2 separate regions of the Homo sapiens genome follow, and region 2 is linked to region 1. The links are chromatin contacts, found by Hi-C or POLR2A ChIA-PET in ENCODE. All regions are on one chromosome and are shown on one strand. The core of a region is the stretch at or near the end of the contact, and the rest is flanking DNA. Distances in the headings are between cores, read along the strand shown.

Region 1 (3,723 bases), core at 127-2,626:
ATATGTAGTCTATTGACTGAAACATCGTTTTGTGGCTCATGACTGTATAAAGAAATGGACAGATGTGAGATATATTTTGAGGTAGAAACCACAGGACTTGCTGACGTGTGAATGTGGAGTTTAGAAGAGAAGTGTGGCCTGGACATCCAAGCTGTGGAAGTGGGTGAGCTCCTCCAGGGAAAGGGAGAGAGGAGAGAAGGGAGGAATGGGGTATGGAGGGGAGGAGGGATGAGGAGAAGGTCTAAGAAGCTCCAACACTTAGAATTCTGGTAGAGAAGAGATCATACAGGAAATAGTAAAATGAGGTACATACAAATTTAAGAAGAGTGGTGTTTCCTCAACCCAAATGTCTGTTGACAGATAAGTAGATAAGGAAAGGGTGACAGATATATAAATGGAATGTTATTCAGCCATAAAAAGAAGGGAACCCTGTCATATGTCACAATATGAATTAGTATTGAGGACATTATGCTAAGTGAAATGAGCCAGTCACAAAAGGATAACTACTGTATGATTCCACAAATATGAGTTATTTAAAGTAGTCAAATTCACAGAAACAGAAAGTAGAAAGGTGGTTGCCAGAGGTTGGGAGGAGGAGGAAGTGGGGAGTTGTTCAGTATTGCCTGAAAAAGTTCTAGAGACCTGTTACAAAACAATATGAATATACTTAATGCTACTGAACTGTACACTTAATTAACAGGGTAAATTTTGCATTATTTTTAAACCACAATTTAAAAAATAAAAATTAAAGAAGGAAATATTTCAAAAAAGAGAGAAATGGTTAACTGAATTGAGTGCTGCCGAGATGTCAAGCAAAATGAGGGCAGAGTTAATTATAGAACTGTTAAGATGGAGAACATTGGTGACCTTTATACAATTGGTTTCAATGGCATGAAGAGCATGAGAACAGCAAGGATAGAAGTGGAGACAGCTTGTGCGGACAGTTTTCAGAAGGTTTAGCCAGGAAGAGAGACTTGAGGCAGACTCAGTGAGAGGACAAAAAAACGAAGGAGACTTTTGTTTTGCTTTGTTTTGTCTGAGGAAGGAAGATACTTGAGCATATTTAAACATCAATAGCATTATCCATAGTAGAGGGAGAGATTGATGGTGCAGGAAACAGGAAGAAAATCTAAAGAAATGCAGCCCTTAAGAATGTCTGAGGAGATAGGGACAGAGCTCCTCTGAAGGGACTAATTTTGACAGGACGACAGAGACTCCCTCTCACATGACAGGAAAGAAGGAGGAGAAGGCTGGAGCACATGCAGATGGAACGTGGGTTTAGGGGCGAGAAGAAGATAAAATCCTCATCTGGTGGCTTTGATTTTCTCTGTAAAATATTAGGTGAGGCTGGGGAAGAGTTGCATCAACCGTTTGAGGAGAGCCAATGAATGTAATTAGTCATCCAGGATCATGGAAAAACGAGCCGGCCAGTGAATCATATCAGGGTTGACCAGCTGTGTGGAATTTTGTATTTATTATTTTAAAGTGAAACTACCATGTTATATTTTATCAATTCTAAGATGCACATGTTTCAACCTCAGAATTTGGGATGCATTCTAGCACTGTTCCATAGTTTCCTAGTATTGTTGGTTTCCTCGCATTGTTTCATAGTTTAATTGCCACCGTTGTTTTCTTTATGGTTCATAAAACAATGGGAATATCATAATCAATGGCACCTTACGGTGAATGAGGCATGGTAGATGGCTTTGTTCTGTAATTTTATACCTGCCAAATTCAACTGCTTGTGTACGGACATGGAGAGGGCATTTGTTTCAGGTTTGGGTTTTAAAGATGAATAAACTTGAGAGAGGACTGTAAAGTTGACAGTAGCTGTCAATAACAAACAGGCATATTTTGGCCTACTTAGGGAAAAATACAATTGCAATGTGACTAGAAAAATTGCCTCCTGTGGAGATCAGCTATTCATTACTGGAAGAGTTTAATCTGCAATTTTGGTCCACATGGCTATTCTAAGATGTTTTGCCAGGTTAAGATCATATCATAAATTTCTCTTGTAAGCTAAATACTCATGAAACAACAGTTCAGAATTCCTTTATCAATCACCTTTTCCAATAGATGTCCAATACTGAATGACCACGAGTCATATGCTGGGTGACTATTGAAGAAAAGATAGGGAACATGTGTATTCATTCATAGAACATTTAATAATTACCAGCTATATGCCAAGCAGTCTATTGGGTTTTGAGGAAATAAAAATACAATATGAATTCTTTGACTTTGAAGAGCCCACAGTCTGATTTAAAAAACAAAGAATTGACAACAGAAGTATTCTTTCATCCAATCGCTTATGTAACATATATTTATTGGACTCCTACTGAGTGCCAGGCATTGTTCTAGGTGACAGAAATACAGCAGTGACAAAATTACAAAGTCCCTACCTCCGTGGTCCTTACCTTCTAGTGAGATACATCAATTGACCAATAGCACACCACTAAACATGATACTTTTGACTAGTGATAGATTGAGGAAAACAGTGAAATGTTATAGAGAATGACGGGTGTTACCTTAGATTGAATGTTAAGAGTATAAATTAAGCTATATATTTTTTTCTTTGGCACGGAGTTTCGCTCTTGTTGCCCAGGCTGGAGTGTAGTGGCACAATCTCAAGTGATTCTCATGCCTCGGCCTCCTGAGCAGCTGGGATTACAGGAGTGCACCACCAAGACCAGCTAATTTTTGTATTTTTTGTAGAGATGGGGTTTTGCCATGTCAGATCTGATGACATCAGGTGATCCACATGCCTCAGCCTCCCAAAGTGCTGTGATTACAGGCGTGTGCCACTGAGCCTGGCCAAATTAAGCTATTTTGGCCACAGTAACAGAAAGCCTAACAGTGGCTTAAGCCCTCGAGCTATTAATTATATATTTTAAGAGCGCAGAGATTATTGATCCCAGTGTGGATTTAGTAATTCAGTCATGTCATCAAAGATCAAGAGTTTTTCCATGTCTCTGTTCCCCCATTTGCAACACATTGATGTTTTCCTCATGGCTGCAGAATGACTGCCATAGCTGCAGATACTACACCCTCTCAATTTCCAAAGCCAGAAGAGAAAAAGGGGTGGGAGAATGGGGACAAGATAACATTTTTTCTTCCTAGTGTAGCTGTTTTAATTATCAGGGAAAGGTTCTTTCTAGAAGCTTTCACACCCCCTAGCAGACTTCCCCCTAAAATTCATCGAACAGAAATGGTGGCCTGCCTACATGTAGTTTAGTGACCAGCGAAGAAGATCTATATTACCACAATTCATTCAAAATAATCATGGGTCATCCAATCTGAGTTTTGGGCAAGGAAGAAGGCAGTGTGGACTGGGGTAGGTAAATAATGATTGCCACTTCAGAGAATGCTTCCCTGAGGAGATGACATTTAAACTAAAACCTAGATGATGAGATGGTGCCGGTCTTGTGCACCATGTCCCATGGTGGCACTAAGGGAGAAGCTAGGCCAGAGTAGATGGCCAGGAAGGGCTGACAGGGGAAGAGGCACTTGAGGACGAGAATGAGTCAGCCAGGTGAAGTTATGGGTAGAGAGGGGCGGAGGCTTTCAGGCTATAGCAAAGGCCAGTGGAGAGGAAAAGAAATGTGAGCCAGTTTGTATGGCTGGAGCAAGATGAGCAGGACAAGGCAGGCCACAGCCTTCGTGGAGATGATTGCAGAGGGGATGATTTGGATTCTAGCATTACAAAATCAGCAATAAGGCAGATGT
Region 2 (4,064 bases), core at 1,171-3,670, 240 kb before region 1:
TTTTGATTTCAGAATACTTTTTGAGTCATAGAAAACTTGTGAAGATAGGACAGAGAGTTTCTATATATCTCATTTACTAATTTCCTCTGTTATTAACATCTTGCATTCGTATGGTATATTTCTTACAATTAATAGGCCGATATTAAAACATTATTATTGGCTGGGCACAGTGACTTATGCCTGTAATCCCTGCACTTTGAGAGGCTGAGGTGGGAGAACTGATTGAGGCCAGGAGTTCAAGACCAGCCTGGGCAATATTGCAAGGTTCCATCTCTACAAAAAACATTATTTTATAAAAGTTAGCCAGGTGTGGTAACACACATTTGTGGTCCCAGATGCTCAGGAGGCTGAGGTGGGAGGATCACTTGAGCCCAGGAGTTTGAGGCATGGGGTGGGAATGGGAAGTGACTGTAAGTGAGGGCAAAGTTTCTTTTTGGGCTGAAGAAAATGTTCTAAAATTAGATTGTAGTGATGGTCATATAACTTTATAAGTCTGCTAAAAAGTCACTGAATTGGCCACACATGGTAGCTCACACCTGTAATCCCAATGCTTTGAGAAGCCAAGGCAAGAGGATGGCTTAAGGCTAGGAATTCAAGACCAGCCTGGGCAACATAGTGAGCCCTCATCTCTACAAAAATAAAAATAAAAATTAGCCTGGTGTGGTGGTGCATGCCTGTAGTTCCAGCTACTCTGGAGGCTGTGGCAGGAGGATCACTTGATCCCAGAAGTTTGAGGCTTCAGTGAGCTATGATCACTTCACTGTACTCCACTGGGCAACAGAGGGGACGCTGTCTCTAAAAAATAAATAAATAAAAATAAAAATCACTGAGTTGTAAGCTTTAAACGAGTGAATTTTATTCACCAAAAAAGCTATCTTTAAAAACAAACTATAAACAGAGAAGTCTCTCTTCTATTCCTGTCCTAGACCCCGTTCTCTCCCATCCCCACAGAAAATCATTTTTATTAGTTTTTGGCTTGCCCTACCAGTTTTACTTTGGCAAATGTAAGCAAGTACAAATACATTAAGTGATTTTAAAATTTTGCCTTAAATACTGGCAATTGACAAAAGCAGCTCTATCTAATTGAGAGGTAAGAAGGAACTCCCTGTAAACCTTTTAGAGATTCTAAAAGGACACTTCTGGGGCTCCACAAAAGTTTTAAAGTTTACAACATTAGTTTCAGCGTGTCCAATTACTTCGGAAAACATATGGCTTTTGGCCAGATGTGGTAGCTCATGCCTGTAATCCCAGCACTTTGGGAGGCCAAGGCGGGCAGATCACCTGAGGTCGGGAGTTCAAGACCAGCCTGGCCAACATGGTGAAACCGTGTCTCTACTAAAAACACAAAAATTAGCTGGGCATGGTGGTGCATGCCTCTAATCTCAGCTACTCAGGAGGCTGAGGCAGGAGAATCACTTGAACCCAGGAGGTGGAGGTTGCTGTGAGCTGAGATTGTGCCACTGCACTCCAGCCTGGGTGACAAAGAGAGACTCTGCCTCACAAAAAATAAAAAATAAAAAAAATACGGCTTTTATTAATTTGAGTGAAGGGGTTCACAAATTAACAACAACAAGAAGGAGAGAGAATGCAGATGACAAAATTGCCTTGTGGGAGACCCAGACAGATACAATTAGCAACAGTTGGGAGGGAAGGTTGTAAGTGAAAGGGGCTTGAAAGAGAGAGAGAGAGTTTGTGTGTGTGTGTTGTCTGTGTGTGTGTGTTGTCTGTGTGTGTGTTGTGTCTATCCATCTGTGTAAGAAAGACATTATCTTTAGAGGCTTTTGCTAAGCTGTTCATGATGAGTATCTGAAAGAAGGTCGGGTGTATACCAAGTTCTTCACGCTAATGAGAGAGGAAGAAAGAAGGAAAAGGAAGAAGTCATGCATTTGCCAGTTTCCCATATTGGCCACTAGATGGCAACACCAACCCAAGACAGTCCTCTTCTGAGATGAGAGAAAAGGGTTGTATAGGATTAAGTACACAATTAGTTTGAATAACTTATTCCTATATACCACAGTTTTCAGTCAAGTATTCTTACCTCAGGAAGGGCATGTATAAGTTTATACATGTTTAAATGTATACGTGCATCTAAGAATACAAGCCAGGCAGGCAGACAGAATGCAAAATCTCCACAATGGTTGCTGACATTCTTTGCACTCACTAAATCTTACATATACGGAATTTCTTGACATAAAAATGGATTAGGTCTCAAAAGCGAGAAATGGTAAGGCATTTACTATTTACCGTCTTCAGACCATAAAACCTCTTTAAACTGCAACTTTACTGTCAGCACCTTAGAATCTAAACATAACGTTTCAAAACGTTTCCATGGAGAAGGTTTTGATTTCAACTTAGCATGCCAACAGACCATTTTCTTGTCTTCCCATTGTCTACGTGGTGGAAATTTCTTCAGCTGTAAGCCAGACTGGAAACTTGTAGCCCAATGGGTGTCAAGGATAAAAGGTGTGGTAAGCTCCTTATTCCCTTGTTATTGAGGTGGGACCATCGGCTTCCATTTTCAGTGGTGTTTCCATAAAGATTTTCATCTTCTCCAGCGCCCGAGGCATCAGAAGAATTTATGTGACCCCAAGATCACCTTGAAACCATATTACCGGTTTATGGTTTCCTAAAAGCTTTTTGTGTGATTAGGTTTCGTTTTACTGTTAATCACAACAAGAAACAGGAAGTGGGTAAAAACACCAAAGAGAAAGTTGCAAAGTTTCAAACAATTCCACCATAAATAGTCGCACAATGAGAGTTGTCCCTAGATTTCACTGGAATGTAAATAAAAGCCTTGATCATTCTCACTGCTCGACAGCCACAGTTTCACTTTGTTCTTCATGGCTCTGCCAACCCTCTGAAACTCTCAGTCACGGGGACTGTGCTCTCAGCTTTCCTCCAAGAGATTTCTCCACTGCCATTGCCTCCTGTTTTTTCTTACCTCCTTTTATTTAATATTTACAGGAAAAGCTGTTGATATATGTGGAATGTTTGAGGATACAAAATGAATTAAATGATATTTAATGACATTTGGAAGAAAACCCAGATTTTCCACCCAAGTTTTTCTTCCTCAAAAAGAAAGGCCATTGTGTGCTCTTTCTTACTAGAGTGGGGGATGAAGAGTCCATTGCAAAGTGAAGACTTGGTCCAAAGCTGACCATGCTACAGGCTAGAGACACGGGCAGTCACAGGAAGGGTATGGCATGATGTCTAATATATACTGCACATTCCATATGTTCTATAGTATGCTATTCAAGATCTGCATAATCAAGAAATATTTTCCAATTTAAATTAATTAATGCTGGTCTGGTTTGAATTAGTAGAGAGAAAAAAGTCTAAATTAAATATATTATCAAAGCCTGGGCAACCCAACAAGATCTCATCTCTACAAAAAATAAAGAAATAAAATGAAATAAAAAAATTAGCCAGGCATGGTGGCACATGCCTGTTGTCCCAGCTACTAGGAAGGCTGAGGCAGGAGGATTGCTTGAATCCAGGAAGTCAAGGCTGCAGTAAGTTGTGATCATGTCACTGCACACCAGCAGAGGTGACAGAGAAAGATCCTGTCTGTAAAAAATAAATAAATAAATAAATAAAGGTAGATGCTGCCAATGTCTCAGCCTTTATGATGTCCACCTGCCAGCATCAGGGTCCCTTTGCCCAAAGATTTTCTCTGACCACTGGAGTGCACTTTGCTGCACCAGGCTTAGGGAAATGAACAGATATCTGGGAAGTATTCCTTAAAAAATGACTGATGGGAACTGGTGAGGCAAGACTTCAGCTCATTCACCCCACTGAGGAAATAGCTCTGAGGTTTGTGTTATTCTGGATCTCCAGAGTTGCCAGCTGGATTAAGTTCCAATTGTCCATTACAGTAACTGGCTTGATAACACAGACCATTTATTAGTCTTCAATTCCTTGCCTCTCTTGCCCACTCACTAACAGTATTTCTTGAGATACTGTAATCACCCAACAGGTTCTTCCTGCCAGCGGCACAGACAAAACCAATTCACTGGGACCATGGTATTGCAGTAAAGAAAGAGTTTAATTAACAAAAAGCTGGC

The links. A loop is a pair of places that touch in the nucleus more often than their neighbours do. ChIA-PET counts read pairs that join two places held with the same protein, here RNA polymerase II (POLR2A). Pooled maps may share reads with other maps.
Region 2: a pooled map shows a loop between it and region 1 (4-fold over the local background). The contact joins two enhancer-like sites. A Hi-C loop is called at or near these places in 9 of 50 pooled maps. POLR2A ChIA-PET finds 5 or more read pairs at or near these places in 3 of 52 experiments (CD4-positive, alpha-beta T cell, GM12878 and activated CD4-positive, alpha-beta T cell).

What each region holds. Positions count from the first base shown.
Region 1 is chr6:47,650,360-47,654,082 of GRCh38, forward strand. No RefSeq gene overlaps it. Among named protein-coding and RNA genes, the nearest start is that of ADGRF4, 46 kb to the right of the region's middle. Within about 2 kb of position 1,377, at least 4 of the 41 ENCODE cell types and tissues checked have a DNase peak (open chromatin) inside an H3K27ac peak, as active enhancers do.
Region 2 is chr6:47,412,256-47,416,319 of GRCh38, forward strand. No RefSeq gene overlaps it. Among named protein-coding and RNA genes, the nearest start is that of CD2AP, 64 kb to the right of the region's middle. RefSeq lists enhancers at 1,775-1,824, 1,835-1,894, 2,397-2,446. Within about 2 kb of position 2,421, at least 12 of the 41 ENCODE cell types and tissues checked have a DNase peak (open chromatin) inside an H3K27ac peak, as active enhancers do.